2 separate regions of the Homo sapiens genome follow, and region 2 is linked to region 1. Evidence: chromatin contacts called from ENCODE Hi-C or POLR2A ChIA-PET data. All regions are on one chromosome and are shown on one strand. The core of a region is the stretch at or near the end of the contact, and the rest is flanking DNA. Distances in the headings are between cores, read along the strand shown.

Region 1 (4,019 bases), core at 1,111-3,610:
GTCAAATCACATGGCATTTCTGAGCCTAGAGCTTCATATTCAAGAATGTGGCAAGAAGCACAGCATCGTGGTTATTTTGTCCCATACTTCTGCACCGAGGACCAGAATTTCAAGAAATAATGAAGTCTCTGACCTGGCAATTCCACTTCTAGGTCTATACCCAAGAGAAGTGAAAATATCTGCACACAAAGACTTGCACATAAACATCCACAGTGCTGTTATTCATAAGAGCCAAAAAGTAGAAACAATCTACATGTCCATCAACTGATGATGGACAAACAAAATGCAGTACGTCCATACAATGGAATACTATTCAGCCATAAGAAGGAATGAAGTACTGATACATGAATGAACCTTGAAAATATTATGCCGACTGAAAGAAGACAAAGACGGTCATGTGTTATATGATTTCATTCATATGAAATGTCTAAATAGGCAAATTCATAGAGACAGAAAGTAGGTTAATGGTTGATGGCAGCTAGCGGAAGAGAGAAGGGAGAGTGACTGCTGATGGGTATGGGGCTTCTTTTTAGGGGTGATGGAAAGTTCTGGAATTACATAGTGGTGATAGCTATACGACATGGTGAATATACTAAAAACCACTGAACTGTACACTTCCAAATGGTGAATTTTATGTTATGTGAATTTTCTCAATTAAAAAAAAAAGAATAAGTCACTGGGAAGCAGCAGTCTTATTTCCTTCTTTCTGTCCTCCTTGAGCCAACTGAGAACCTCATTCAAATACTTGAACACAACAGACCTGCATTTTGGACTGATCGATTGGCTCTTTCACCTTTTTTTCTACCTTCCAGCCACGTCTCTCCACTTCAGTGAGCATCTATCTTCAAGACTCAAATGGGGGGAATTCAGTTCTAAACATTCCTTTTTGTGCCTAGGCTGTGTGTTGGTCTTGTGGGCTTGGGTGATCTAAATCAGGGGTCTCCAAACCCTGGGCCACAGACTGGCAGTCCATGGCCTGTTAGGAACCAAGCTGCACAGCAGGAGGTGAGCGGCAGGTGAGCGAGCATTACTGCCTGAGCTCCACCCTCTGTCAGATCACCTGCGTTGTTCGATTCTCACAGGAGGGCAAACCCTGTTGTGAACTGCGCATGCAATCTAGGGATCTGGGTTGCCTGCTCCTTATGAGAATCTAACTAATGCCTGATGATCTGAGATGGAACAGTTTCATCCTGAAACCACCCTGCCCCCTGTCCGCGGAAAAACTGTCTTCCACGAAACCCGTCCCTGGTGCCAAAATGGTTGAGGACCAGTGATCTAAATAGAGACCTCAAATTACCTGTCTCCAGCACCACTGCTCATGAGAGCTGTTCCCTGTGGAAGCCAGATTCTTCAACTGTTGGAAATCAGCGGGGAGGCTCGTTTAGGAGACTGGCCGCTGAATAAGGCTTGGCAAAATGTCAGCTTGGACACTCTGTTCCTTTTTGCTGCTGTCATTTCTGCGGTCACAGGACAAGGCCTTGGGGTAAAGAGATGTCTTTATGAGGGGGCTCCTGAGGATACCTCAGTTTCCCTTCTTCTGCCTGTCCCGCTCCTCAGGAGGACACCACAAGCACTTCCCTCAGGCCACCTGTGTGGAACACATACCACTAAGAGCAACAAGTGCAAGGGTTTCTCAGGGATCACACCTCATCAAAGTGGCAGCCCAGGCACTGGCTGTGCCCACCCTGCGGTCCCCTCCCTGCCCACCTCTCTCTCATGCCTTCTGCTCTGCTCTCCTGGTGGGTGACGTTCTTTCCTCCCTGGCACAGGTGCCTCAATCTAGGTAGTCCCAATCCGAGGTTAGCTGTCACTCTTTTCGCATCAGCACAACCAGGAGCATTTTTCATTCCCATAGATGGCTCTAAAGGACAGATTAAATGGGAAGCTTTTGATCAAACCAGTTCTGAGAAGGAAAGGGAAATCCCAGCCCACCAAAGGCTTTTAAGCAGGCCTGCTGAGATGCGATGCAATGCAATGAAAGTAGTACTGTCTCAACTGGGCCACAGTAGTTCAAGCCGGCTAATAAAAACAAAAGCTCTGGGTTTATTTGTTTAACTGACAAATAAAGCCCAGAATAGTCAAGTGGGTTGAAAACTATTCAAATGATTCACATCAGAACACTGGCCATTGTTTAGTCCACAGCAGTGCCAGTGGAACAACGCCGGATACATGCCTGATCATTTATCTGCAGATTTAATGAAAACATATACAGTTGCTGCAATAATTTAGTAGCTTACTGAGCCATCTCCTGCAGGCCAAAGAGGTGTGTTTGGAGTTATAAATATGTTTTCCTCAATTGTCTTGGTGAGTCAGGGCTAGAACAATGTTTACCACCTATGACATGCTCAATAAATAAATAAATTTATTGCTTCATTTTGTGCTGTGGGATAGGCAGAAACCAAGACTGCTGCAGAGTGAGGAGGCCTGTGTCATAGGAATGATGCCATAACTGGAACAGTCTGAAAAAGACAAAGCTGTAACCTTTGGGTCACTCAAAATTTAAAGTCTTGATAGGGGAACCTATTGGTTGAGCTCTTATCACAGGCAGGCCAATGGCTATATTAACACAATGAGAGGGAAAAGATCTAATCTCTCAGTTTCTGTGATAGGAGATAGGTATAGTCTCACCAAAACTACACAGAAGGGGAAGAGGTAATTCCCCCAAAGGAATCAGGCTGTTGATTAGGAAGAGAGAATAGAAACCTGGTGGACAAAAAACAACCATTATTTCTTCCATCCGAAGTACAGAAAATCACTTGAAACAAACTAAATTGAATGACAGCTCCTCTCTGAATGAGGGTGTCCAGTAGTGAAATGATTAAGTGTTTACAATGAGACCTTAATTTTGGAAATTCTGGAAAGGTAATTTTTCTGGCAAAGGTGTGTGTGAGCTAAAGGAATATCTGAAACAGTTTCTAACTCTTCTGCTCAACTTGGTTGTGGAGACTGTTTTAACAGAGACAAAGTGAAGTAAAACATGGAGCATTTATATGGTGAATCTGAACCAAGTTAGAAAAGTTAAATTGAATAAACTTGCCTTGTGGGGATCTTCAGACATTTCTTCCAATTAACAAATTTAATAGGTGAGTAGCCCTTCAAGTACTGAGAGGGATGGACAAGGAAAATCAGAAAACAGTTAGAATCTATATGTAATTTATTAGCATTCACAGTTAATATATGTATTTCCCATGCACATATGCTATTAGCCAGTGACAGCAGCATAGTGAGCAATGAGCAGTAGCTCACCATTCTGCACATGCTGTCAGCCAACGAGTCCTGCAGGTTATCCTGGGTAGACTGTGTGAGGCAGTGTTATTAAGAGGGCTGTTTCAAAGAAACAAAGGCAAAAGATCACACTGGACCGCATTATGAGTTTTACTGCAGCTCATGCTCCTTTGAGGATATGGTTGAAGAAACACAAGGTATAGTTCAGCAGTCAGTGAGGGATTGGTGGAAGTCCTTTGACATGATGAAAGAGCTCACAAATACTGCAGCAGCCTTGGAAGATTTAGCAACAATTTTCTGAACGGGAGCTGAAGGAACTGTGTCTAGATACAAGTCATGACTTCAGGGAATCAGAATGAACAGAAATGGAATTGGCAAGGCACAGTCTGCTCCCCATCTGCAGAGGGAGGGACCAGGTAGTACTCCCTCTCCCAGGAATGCCTTCTCCTCACCAGATGGAGGAGGCCAGTATATAAGATACAGCCTGCCTCAAGGAGCTGCTCTTTCCCCACTGATTTTTCAGAGGATTGACTCAGCTTTTCACTTTGCAGAGCAATTCAGCAAGGCTTTAGGAGAAGGGAAATCTGTGTGTCTCTATAGTCTTCAGCACGGTTTTGTGGTTCCAGCAGGTATTCCATTAAGACTCTTGGTGGATAAACCACAGATAACATTTTCCATGCCTCATTGTGTGTAATCTTAGTAATAAAGTGCTTGGCCAATATTTTATTGATTATTGAGAATTATGAGTAATAATGGTTGTGTTTGCTGGAAAGCTTCTAGGGAAACATAGTGGA
Region 2 (4,019 bases), core at 621-3,120, 47 kb before region 1:
CACATGGCTACCCTTAGAGACTATATTTTTCAGGATCACTTGCAGCTAGATATGTCCATGTGACCAAGATCTGGCCAGTAGGATGTGAGTAGAAGTGATGTGTACAACTTCTGGCATGTCCTAATACAGAAGCTGCTGTCGTTGATATCCTCTTTCTTTTTTCTACAACCTGGCACAAGGACAGATGATGGTGAGCCAGTTTTGGTCATGTAAATGAGGGCAACATCATAAAGGATGATAGAGCAAAGAGGTGAAAAGAACTTGGGCCCCCACAAAGCCCTGTCCTGCTTTGTGTGTTTTCTACCAGCTCAGACCTTCACATAAGAGACAAATCTATTTTATTTAAGCCACTATGTTACTTTTAGAGTCAGATAAAAAAGTAGTAAAAAGGTTATTTTCAAACAAAATTTGTTGTCCTGTGATAAGCTCTAATTTCTGTTCAGTAGGGCCCATATTTAGTAAAGATAACCCCAAGGTGTGGTGTTACTGGCCATTCTGGTTTATCTTTCTGTTTATTAAAGCAGCAAATCAATATGCTAACAAATGCAGCAAGTGTTCTTAGTGTATTTAAATCATGACCTGATTTATAAAATTTTGTGCTACACACATTTTCAGGAAAGCATTTATTGCATAAACCAAGGTACACCTCTATTGTCCATGGCAACACTATCCTTCTAGTCCCCTATACTGCAAATCTCGTATTCATCTCTGACTCTTCTCTTTCCCTTTTTGCCCATGTTCAATTAGTCATCAAGTCTAGGTGAAATTTTTCCTTTGTAATGCCTGTGAGATTTGACTCTTCCTCTCATATCCACAGCCTACCCTCATCCATGTTATGACCATCTTATGCTCAATTTATTAGAGTAATTCCTAGTTGTCTCCAGGTCTCTAGTGTAGCTGACTTCCAGCCTACCCATTACCAGATAAATCTTCCCAAAATAGCTTCTTCACTTTGTCATTTCATGAACTTCATATTTCTAACTGAACCATATGAAATTCCCAATAATTGACCTACAAAAGTGGCAGTTTCATATGGCCAACCTAATAATTAGCCTGAATTCAAAGAATTCCACCCCTTGAGTTCACCTTTTATTTACAGCTCCCATTAAATGATCCCTTTATTCAGTTTGCCCAGATTTCTTGGTCTTCCTCTTACCTTGGTGAACTTTCTCCTTGCTGTGCCTTTGTTGGGTGTAGTTCGCCCTCCCTAGTAAGTCTTTCTTCCTCTTCTCTGTCAATGCCACTCTCCATTTTCTTCAAGACTCAGTTCTAGACTCTTCCTCATGATAGTTCCTCTGATCAATCATCCTTTCCAGGAAACTGAATTCTTAATTTGAATTCCTATAGCATTCTCTAATAATATGAGTATCTTCTGTCCTAAATAAATTGTAAAATCCTCACGGGCTGACTGTATCTTCTAATTTCTTTAGCAATTCTTAATTTTAAAAAGTTCTGCTCATAATGGGTACTTCATAAATACTTTATGACTTAAAAAAGCCATTAAAACTGTTAACTTTCCTAGTCTGACTAAAAAAAAAGACACTCTCAGTAAAGTCCCATAGTTGTCTCTAGAATGGGAAATATGTGGCTGGGTACTAGCCAAGTAGTGGTACTTTTTCTACTGCTAGAAGAGTATGAATGGCAGGAGTTTGGGTGACCTGGCTCTCCCTATTGCTCTGTCTGTTTCTTGTGGATGCACACAAAGGGGCTCTGAATCATTCAATCAGTGTGGTTTGAAACTGAATAACCCTTCTATTTTCTTCCTTTCCTCTAACTCATCAAAGTTCTCTCTTATTCAGAGATTCGTTATTCATAGTACCTGTTGTAACTCTGCTAGACTGTGAATATTCAGGGAATGTTGACTCATGTTTGATGAATGCATATGTGAATGATCAGCAGAGTTCTTTCAAGGGAGAGCAAAACTAAAGGCTGAGAAATAGCAGGTATCAGTGCTAGGATTTTAAGCCTTCTGGCTCTAGCAGTATCAGAATGCTGTCTATGGCCCTCACCAAGTGTCATTTTTGTGTTGCTCAAAAAGGTATGATTGGTTCTCAAGACTTGCAAAAGCTCAAAAGCTCACAAGGTCAGGTGAAAAGTTGCTTAGGACTTACCTCATGAGTACCTTTTCCCAGTCTCATCACTCACATCCTCCTGTGGCACGACAGGGCTCAGACACAGCCTGTAAGTGCTAGGTTTGTTCCTTCATCGATCAAAGTCAACACAAAAGGCTAACAGGAAGGAAGGAGGAATTAGATAGAGGCAGATACCATTAAGTTAACAATTCATAAGTATACATTTTTTCATGGCTGGAAATAACCCTGATTAGGATAGTGTTATGGTGAATTCTATGTGTCAACTTGACTAGGCCTAGGGGTGCCCAGAGTAAACAGTCTTTCTGGGTGTGTCTGTGAGGATGTTTCCAAATGAGATTAGCATTTGAATCGGTGGACTCAGTCAAGCAGATTACCCTTTCCAGTGGAGGAGGGCATCATCCAATCCATTGAGGGCCTGAATAGAATAGAAGGCTGAAGAAGGAGGAATTCGTCCCTTTTTCTTCCTGCCTGCCTGCGAGCTGGGCATCAGTCTTCTCCTGCTGTTGGAGTAGGATTTATGCCATTGGTGCCCCTGGATAAATTGGGCCTTTGGACTCAGACTGGAATTTACACCACCAGCGTTTGTGGGTCTCGAACCTGCAGATGAAGGGACTTCTGAGCCTCCATAATTGTATATATTTATATTATATATTATATAGATATATAATATATATGTATCTATGTATCTAATGGTTCAATTTCTGTGAAAAGCCCTGACTAATACAGATGGCTTTAGTGTGACTTCTCTAGGCTTCTGATTTTTCTAATCTGAAATATTAAACAGTGGGATCTCTTTCCATGGTCAAAGGGTATTGTCTATGATTCTGGAGAGGAAAGAATTTGACCAGAGTTCGTGAATGATTTAATGATTAGAAAATACATCCTATCAAGACTAAGGAATTAATATTATTTGTATTTATATTATTTAGTCTGGAGGGGAAAAAGGAATGAAGAGTACCTTTATAATGTTTTTTAAATATAAGAAAATTTGTTGACCAGCTATTCTCAATTTCACCTGAAAATAGAGGAAAAGTAAGGAATGAATTTCAAAGCACTATGGGGAATGTAAGGCCGACTTTTCTGCCACTATAGAGAGTGGTTCTCAAATTTTAATGTGCATAAAACCCCCAGGAGCTTCTTTAAGATGCAGGTTCCTGGCCTCTAAACTTAGCAGTTCTGACTTGGTGGATCTGGGATGGAGCCTATGAATCTATATTTTAATTCTTTTTTTCCAAGCCAAACTGTATCCAGCTTTATTAAAGATACTTTCCATAAACAATCATGGCATTTCAGGCAGGATATGGGCAGACAATTGTTAACAGTATACAACAACTTTCAAACTCCCTTCTTCAATGGACTACCAAAATCAGAAAGCCACTATAAAATCTAACAAAGTCTTCATCTGATGCTCTGAACAGGGAAAGTTTAGAGTGAGGGTTGACATTTCACATTTAGCATGTTGTTTAACAACTTTTCACAAGCCGACCCTGACTTTCAGGAAGTTAAATGAAAATGGTAGAATTTATCTGAAGATCCATAATCTAGAAACGGAACCACTGCTGTTTTGACAGGTGCCATCTCAGTGGCATCACTGGAAAGTCCAGATTGCCTGACACACTGGTAACCAATGACTGGGGGTCAGCCCAACAGATGTCTGGGCTTAAGGGAGTTAAGTCTATGCTGAAGGATGGAAAGGGAGAAGAGGACATAAAAATGGATTTGTATTTCCATACCACAAGGCTTTTGTGCCAAGGTGGCCATGTGTGTCAAAGTCAGGGAATCCCTCCTCCTGGGAGCCAAGAGGAAGTCTCTCAAAACTAGAAGGGAAAGTTGTTTTCCTCACATCAATCCAGCTTCAGAGACATTCTATTAGTGACATATGCCCCTTACCCCAAAAACAGCAATGAAGTGTTCCGTGTGCTAACA

Evidence for each region. A loop is a pair of places that touch in the nucleus more often than their neighbours do. ChIA-PET counts read pairs that join two places held with the same protein, here RNA polymerase II (POLR2A).
Region 2: a loop to region 1 is called in a map of mammary epithelial cell, with 2.9 times the contacts of the local background. The contact joins two enhancer-like sites. A Hi-C loop is called at or near these places in 2 of 168 maps with a recorded cell type or tissue (PC-3 and mammary epithelial cell). POLR2A ChIA-PET finds 5 or more read pairs at or near these places in 6 of 52 experiments (AG04449, BJ, H1 and 3 more).

Annotation. Positions count from the first base shown.
Region 1 is chr5:73,363,777-73,367,795 of GRCh38, reverse strand. No RefSeq gene overlaps it. Among named protein-coding and RNA genes, the nearest start is that of LINC02230, 28 kb to the right of the region's middle. Within about 2 kb of position 2,360, at least 5 of the 41 ENCODE cell types and tissues checked have a DNase peak (open chromatin) inside an H3K27ac peak, as active enhancers do; they include PC-3 and mammary epithelial cell, where a contact is called at or near this core.
Region 2 is chr5:73,410,547-73,414,565 of GRCh38, reverse strand. LOC107986383 (a long non-coding RNA gene) reads right to left here. Exons shown (of 2, transcript XR_001742516.2): 2 at 3,315-4,019. Among named protein-coding and RNA genes, the nearest start is that of FOXD1, 36 kb to the left of the region's middle. Within about 2 kb of position 1,870, at least 3 of the 41 ENCODE cell types and tissues checked have a DNase peak (open chromatin) inside an H3K27ac peak, as active enhancers do; they include PC-3 and mammary epithelial cell, where a contact is called at or near this core.